Linked DNA regions of Homo sapiens: region 1 is linked to region 2. Evidence: chromatin contacts called from ENCODE Hi-C or POLR2A ChIA-PET data. All regions are on one chromosome and are shown on one strand. The core of a region is the stretch at or near the end of the contact, and the rest is flanking DNA. Distances in the headings are between cores, read along the strand shown. Region 1 holds the start of RPL23 (ribosomal protein L23). Region 2 overlaps PLXDC1 (plexin domain containing 1).

What was found. A loop is a pair of places that touch in the nucleus more often than their neighbours do. ChIA-PET counts read pairs that join two places held with the same protein, here RNA polymerase II (POLR2A). Pooled maps may share reads with other maps.
Region 1: a loop to region 2 is called in a pooled map, with 3 times the contacts of the local background. The contact joins the promoter of RPL23 here to the enhancer-like site in region 2. A Hi-C loop is called at or near these places in 1 of 168 maps with a recorded cell type or tissue (natural killer cell) and 7 of 50 pooled maps. POLR2A ChIA-PET finds 5 or more read pairs at or near these places in 11 of 52 experiments (A549, AG04450, CD4-positive, alpha-beta T cell and 8 more).

What each region holds. Positions count from the first base shown.
Region 1 is chr17:38,852,236-38,855,370 of GRCh38, forward strand. RPL23 (ribosomal protein L23) reads right to left here and starts at 1,486. Exons shown (of 5, transcript NM_000978.4): 1 at 1,463-1,486; 2 at 787-870; 3 at 369-497. The coding sequence starts at 1,475. It overlaps SNORA21 (small nucleolar RNA, H/ACA box 21), which reads right to left and starts at 760; the gene lies at 628-760. It also overlaps the pseudogene RPS20P35. RefSeq lists enhancers at 339-1,122, 433-1,632, 1,123-1,906, 1,630-1,739.
Region 2 is chr17:39,091,049-39,094,105 of GRCh38, forward strand. All of the region lies in intron 7 of PLXDC1 (plexin domain containing 1), which reads right to left. It also overlaps the pseudogene RDM1P5. Among named protein-coding and RNA genes, the nearest start is that of PLXDC1, 59 kb to the right of the region's middle. RefSeq lists an enhancer at 1,956-2,025. Within about 2 kb of position 1,808, at least 6 of the 41 ENCODE cell types and tissues checked have a DNase peak (open chromatin) inside an H3K27ac peak, as active enhancers do; they include CD4-positive, alpha-beta T cell and natural killer cell, where a contact is called at or near this core.

The DNA.
Region 1 (3,135 bases), core at 236-2,735, 240 kb before region 2:
ATAAGCAACGGGCAGCTTGTTTTCGTTTTGTAATATATTTTTTTTTGAGAGCCCAGGAGGCGGAGGTTGCAGTGAGCCAAGATCGTGCCATTGCACTCCAGTATGGGCTGGGCGACAGAGAGAGACTCCATCTCAAAAAACAAAACAAAACAAAACAAAAACAACAACAAAAAAACAACTAAGGTATGGAAGTGACAAGATGATGGTCCCCCCTCCAACACAATATGAGCAAAAACTTAAGATACTTATCTCACACTGCCTCTCAATGGAAAACAAACTTGAGGCCTTGAAAACTGATCCATTTTCCAATAAAGGAAAGCGTCCCCCCACTACTCATCAGTATTAAGGTGGGCTCAGTGTTTACTCACCCTTTTTTCTGAGCTCTGGTTTGCCTTTCTTGACTGTGGCCATCACCATGTCACCCACACCAGCAGCGGGAAGTCTGTTCAGCCGTCCCTTGATCCCCTTCACGGAGATGATATACAGGTTTTTGGCTCCTACAAAAGAATGTAAATAAAAATAAAAAATGTTGAGGGCCATCAGGCCGTTCCATCAGTATAACATTTCCCAAACACTTCCAAAGCCCCTCCCTCCACTCACTGCCCAAGCAGTTAGTCCGCAAGAACGCCTTGTCACACCACCGATTGAAGCAAACAACACATGTTGCCACTTCACCCAAAAGCGATGTTTTCACTCTCCCCTTTCTTGACGGCTCAATAGGTCATTAGCCACAGGCCCATTGAGTGCTTTTAAAAGGGGGAGTATAGCAACGTGCAAAGACCTCACCTGTGTTGTCAGCACAATTGATTACAGCTCCTACCGGAAGACCCAAGGAAATCCGGAATTTCGCACCAGAGGACCCACCACGTCCTGTGGATATAAAGGGAAGGGAAACAGGATAAAGAGATCACAATCTAGACATGGTTCGGAGTTCCCCCTCATACTCAAGCTGTAATTCACCGCACATGCTTTGATAGACTGTACGCTATAGATTAGCTCGCTCGGATTTTACTTATGCCGTCCCCATGTGCCACCCGATTCTCACGGAAAGTAGCCTATTTCTTACTATTAACACTCTGACATCGAAATTAAGAAACCTAGACGACTCAACCCTTGCTCTAACTTTCGCAAAACGCAATTACTCCTGCAAGGCATAAAACCGCAGAGGTCGCGCAAACCAGGGCCTAATCCAGTCTAACTTCAACCCCATTACGATAGCCCTATTCGCGGAGCGATCTCGCGGTATCCAGACTACATTCACGTCGGGATCCTGCCATCTCAACTCTCCAGCACCCCACTGCCACTTTCGAGGGCCCTGGCAGTGCTCTCGCGGTGGCCTGGCTCTCTCTCTCCGGCCTGAAGGAGAGCAAAGCGCCCCAGCTGCCTAGGGCCACCGCTCCTGACGAATCCGCCAGCCACTGCACGACAGATGGTGGAGGATCCTCCAGAAACAAAACCTCACCTCGCTTCGACATCTTGAACGCCGGAAAAAAGAAAAAAGGAAGTCGATTCAAAGGACACTGGGATATGAACTTTAACGCCCCGCCCACCCTCCTCACGTGGCCGGAGCAAAAACCGGCCTCTTCCGCCTCTGGGCGCTGCCTTATTACGTAATAAGTTTACGACGTCGCTTTTAGCCCTCTCTGCGAAGTGGGAGTTGAGGTAGAAGCGCAAGAGATAGGAAGTATCTTCTCTACGAGCTTAAGAGTAGTTAGGGACATGGAAACAGTGATTTGTTAACTTGCTCACGACCTCTTTTGACCACTTAATAGTGCCAGGCACTTATCTGCACACTAGAGAATAGGAATTAAAACACGGTTTGTGCCGTGTGGGGGTTCCCCAAGGAACAAAGAAAGTGGGGGAGGGAGGGAGAACAAGCTCTAAACGGTTTCGTTGAATGTAATACAGTTGAGAAGTGCTGCAGATCATTCCATCTATGTGTTCTTGGTATCATACCATTCTGTATTTTACATATACAGTATTGCTCTATTTATTGACCCGTCCCCCCCAACACACACTCTTTTTTTCTTTTTTTGAGACCGAGTCTCACTCTGTCGCCCAGGCTGGAGTATAGTGGCGAGATCTCAGCTCACTGCAACCTCCGTCTTCCGGGTTCAAGCAATTCTCTGTCTCAGCCTCAGAGTACCTGAGACCACAGGCGCCCGCCACAACGCTGGGCTAATTTTTGTATTTTTAGTAGAGACGGGGTTTCGCCATGTTATTGGCCAGGCTGGTCTCGAACTTCTGATCTCAAGTGATCTGCCCGCCTTGGTCCCTCAAAGTGCTGGGATTACAGGCGTGAGCCCCCGCGCCAGGCCTAATTGCTCCTTTCACAGCTTCAGCCGCCCCTTATTCTCTGGGTTCTTTCCTTCCCACGATACATTAATTCACATACTTATTGAGCTCCTACTTTACAGCAGGTTCTGTCCAGGGCGTACAGCGGATTACATCAGAGAACAAAATAGATCAACATTCTTTTCCTTATGGAGCTTACATTCTGCTGGGGTGCAGGTGGAGGAGGATATTAGACACTAAACAAAAGATATAATAAGTAATTGCAGTATGTAGTATGTTAGATGGGGATATGTATTATAAAAATATAAATAGTATCGCTTCTCGGCCTTTTGGCCAAGATCAAGTGTAAAATATAAATAGTGGCCGGGCCTTGTGGCTCACGCTTGTAATCCCAGCACTTTGGGAGGCCGAGGCGGGTGGATCACGAGGTCAGGAGATCGAGACTAGCCTGGCCAACACAGGGAAACTCCGTCTCTACTAAAAATACAAAAATTAGCTGGGCGTGGTGGCGGGCGCCTGTAATCCCAGCTACTCCGGAGGCTGAGGCAGGAGAATCGCTTGAACCCAGAAGGCAGAGGCGGCAGTGAGCCGAGATCGCGCTACTGCACTCCAGCCTGGGCGACAGAGCTAGACTCCGTCTCAAAAATGTATATAGATAAATAGCTCTTTGAGGAAGACGCGGTCGTAGGTGTTGCGGATCGCTGATCCGCACGCTCCTGCTACTGACTCACCGCTGTTCGCCCTCGCCGAGGAACCAGTCGCTCAGGAAGCCGCGCAGCAGCCATGGCTTTTAAGGATACCGGAAAAACACCCAGGGAGGCGGAGGTGGCAATTCACGAA
Region 2 (3,057 bases), core at 558-3,057:
TCCTCTCTTCTGCTGCCCCCACAGTCCAGGCTGCCTGCTTCTCCTGCTGTGGATGCCACTGCCCCCACCCTAGCTTCCCCTTGTTTCTTCCTGATTACTGTTTCTTGCTTTTGCCACCACTGGAGAATGAGGTCATGGGAGCAGTGGGGGACGGCAGTGCTCAGGTGGTGAATGGACTGGGGACCCTGGAGACTGAGGTGAATTTCCCACGCCCCCTCTGAGGGCTGCTCAGAGAGTACTTATCTTGGAATCCATCTCCCCGCAACACACACCCACTGACTCCCATGGGGAGAGGCAGTGGAGAGGACTTTAGCCTTGGTCTTCCTTTCCTACCAGGAGGATGACAGCTCCAGCCCTGCAGCTCCTTCCTTCGCCCGACTCCTGCACTGGAGCCGGATGGTTTAGAATGAGATCCAGGCCTCCTCCCACGTCTCCCTCCCTTCCTTCCATCCCAGGCAGATCAGGGAACTTGCTCCTCCTCAGGAAAGCAGCTGGACAGAGTGGGTGGGATGAGGAGTCCAGGTGGTCCCCAAGGCGAGCACTGCGCAGGTGTGGGCTTTATGAGAGAGGAGATGAGCTACAGCTGCAGAGACTCAGACATATCAGGTTGAGAGAGCAAGGGAGTTAAGAAGTCAAGTTGGCTGTACACCTGTAATCTCAGCATTTTGGGAGGCCGAGGTAGGTGGATCACTTGAGGTCAGGAGTTTGCAACCAGTCTGGCCAACATGGTGAAACCCCGTCTCTACTAAAAATTTAAAAAATTAGCCAGGCGTGGTGGTGAGCACCTGTAATCCCAGCTACTTGGGAGGCTAAGGCGGGAGAATTGCTTGAACCCGGGAGGTGGAGGCTGCAGTGAGCTGAGACTGCACCACTGCACTCCAGCCTGGGCAACAGAGTGAGACTCTATCTCAAAAAAAAAAAAAAAAAAAAAAAATCAAGTTGTCTTGCCATTCATTCATAAGTGGGGAAACTGAGGTTCAGACAGATTAACCCATAGACAGATACAACTTTGTATAGCACTTTACTTTTTCATTTATTTATTTATTTAGAGACAGGGTCTCGCTCTGTCACCCAGGCTGGAGTGTAATGGCGCAATCACAGTTCACTGCAGCCTTGACCTCCCAGGCTCAGTAATCCTGCCTCAGCCTCCCAAGTAGCTGGTATTACAGGCACACCCCATCATGCCTGGCTAATTTTTGTATTTTTAGTAGAGATGGGTCTCCCTGTACTACCCAGGCTGGTCTCCAACTCCCGGGCTCAAGCAATCTGCCTGCCTCAGCCTCCCAAAGCGCTGAGGTTCTAGACATGAGCCACCACACAGGCCACATCTCTTTACAATTTACCAAGCCTAGCCATTAAGTAGACGGAAAACATCTACTTAAACGAGAAAACTACAAGAGCACAGCGCCACCATGCAGCACATTTGTTGACTCCTTCAGCATGTCGGTGCAGACACCTGCTCTGTGCAGGGGCTGTGCTGAGTGCAGAGCACTCTGTTAGCTCGCAGCCTTGCAGGTTCCCTGGAGCTGCACCATCTCATTTCCCCTTACAACTTCCTGAGGTGCACAGACAGACATCGCTGCTCTCCCCACTTTACAAAGGAGAAAAGTGAGATCGGAGAGGGGACGTTATTTGCCCAAAGCCACACAGTCTTTGTTTTAAAATCAGAGGCTAGACTTTTAAAAAACCTCAGGGCTGGAAGCCACTGTGGCTCCAGAAAGTCACCAAAGTTGTGAGTGCAGATAAATATTTAACAACTGCCTGGGGGCTGGGGTGCAGGTAGGGGCAGAGGAGTCCTGAATTGCCGTTGTTGCCAATTTCTGTGGTGTAAATACTTCCACGGTAGCTGACTTCCAGCTACCCTTTCAAAAAAGTTACTGAACATGGAGTTAGGAAGAGACATGTTCAGTTGCCTCTCACCCAGCTGCATACATGATCTCCAGCACACCCCTGCTGAGAGCTTCCTGATTTGTGTTTCTAAAAGAGTCAAAGGGAAACATTTACATTTCTTTCTTTTTTGTTTTGTTTTGTTTTGTTCGAGACAGGGTCTCACTCTGTTGCCAGGCTGGAGTGCCGTGGTGCAATCACGGCTCACTGCAGCCTTGGCTTCGTGGGCTCAAGTGATTCTCCCACTTCAGTCCCTGCCCCCAGCTCCACCTCCCCCACCAAAGGCTCATGCCCTGGTAATTTTTTTTTATTCTTTGGTAGAGACAGGGTCTCCCTATGTTGCCCAGGCTGGTCCCAAACTCCTGGCCTCAAGCAATCCTCCCGCCTCCAATTCCCAAAGTGCTGGGGTTACAGGCGCGAGCCACTGCGTCAGGCCACATCTCTTTACAATTTACCGAGCCCAGTTGTTTATTTAAAAATAAAAACATTTATTTAAAAATTACGGGCACAGTGGCTCATGCCTGTAATCCCAGCACTTTGGGAGGTCAAAGTGGGCGGGTCACCTGAAGTCAGGAGTTTGAGACCAGCCTGGCCAACATGGTGAAACCTCATCTCTATAAAAATACAAAAATTAGCCAGGCATGGTGGCACGCGCCTGTAATCCCAGCTACCCGGGTGGCTGAGGTAGGGGAATCGCTGGAACCCGGGAGGCAGAGGCTGCAGTGAGCCGAAATTGCACTATTGCACTCCGGCCTGGGCGACAGAGAAAGACTCCGTCTTAAAATATATATATATATATATAAAATTAAGCCAAAATCCAAAAGATGGAATGACTGTGTGTTTGTCTCCTAAAGAACCCTAAGTCTGAGAGAGGAGGCCCCGTGGCAAGCCTCGTAAATATCAGGCAGTAACTGCCGGGTGTCTACAGAGTCACTGTGGCTCTAAGAGGAGGGAACCCTCCATGGAAAGCTGAGGTGGCGAGGGGTTCACAGAGCCCCGCACACGCATGTGCACACCCCAGCCCTCCAAGACACACACACACCTGCACATGAGCACATACTCATATGCACACACATATGCAACCCTTTGACACAAGAAAGACCCTTTGCCAAGCCCGAGTGGGATCTGACAGAGATTGGAGGATGGGCACCTTTTTGTAATTCACATGCC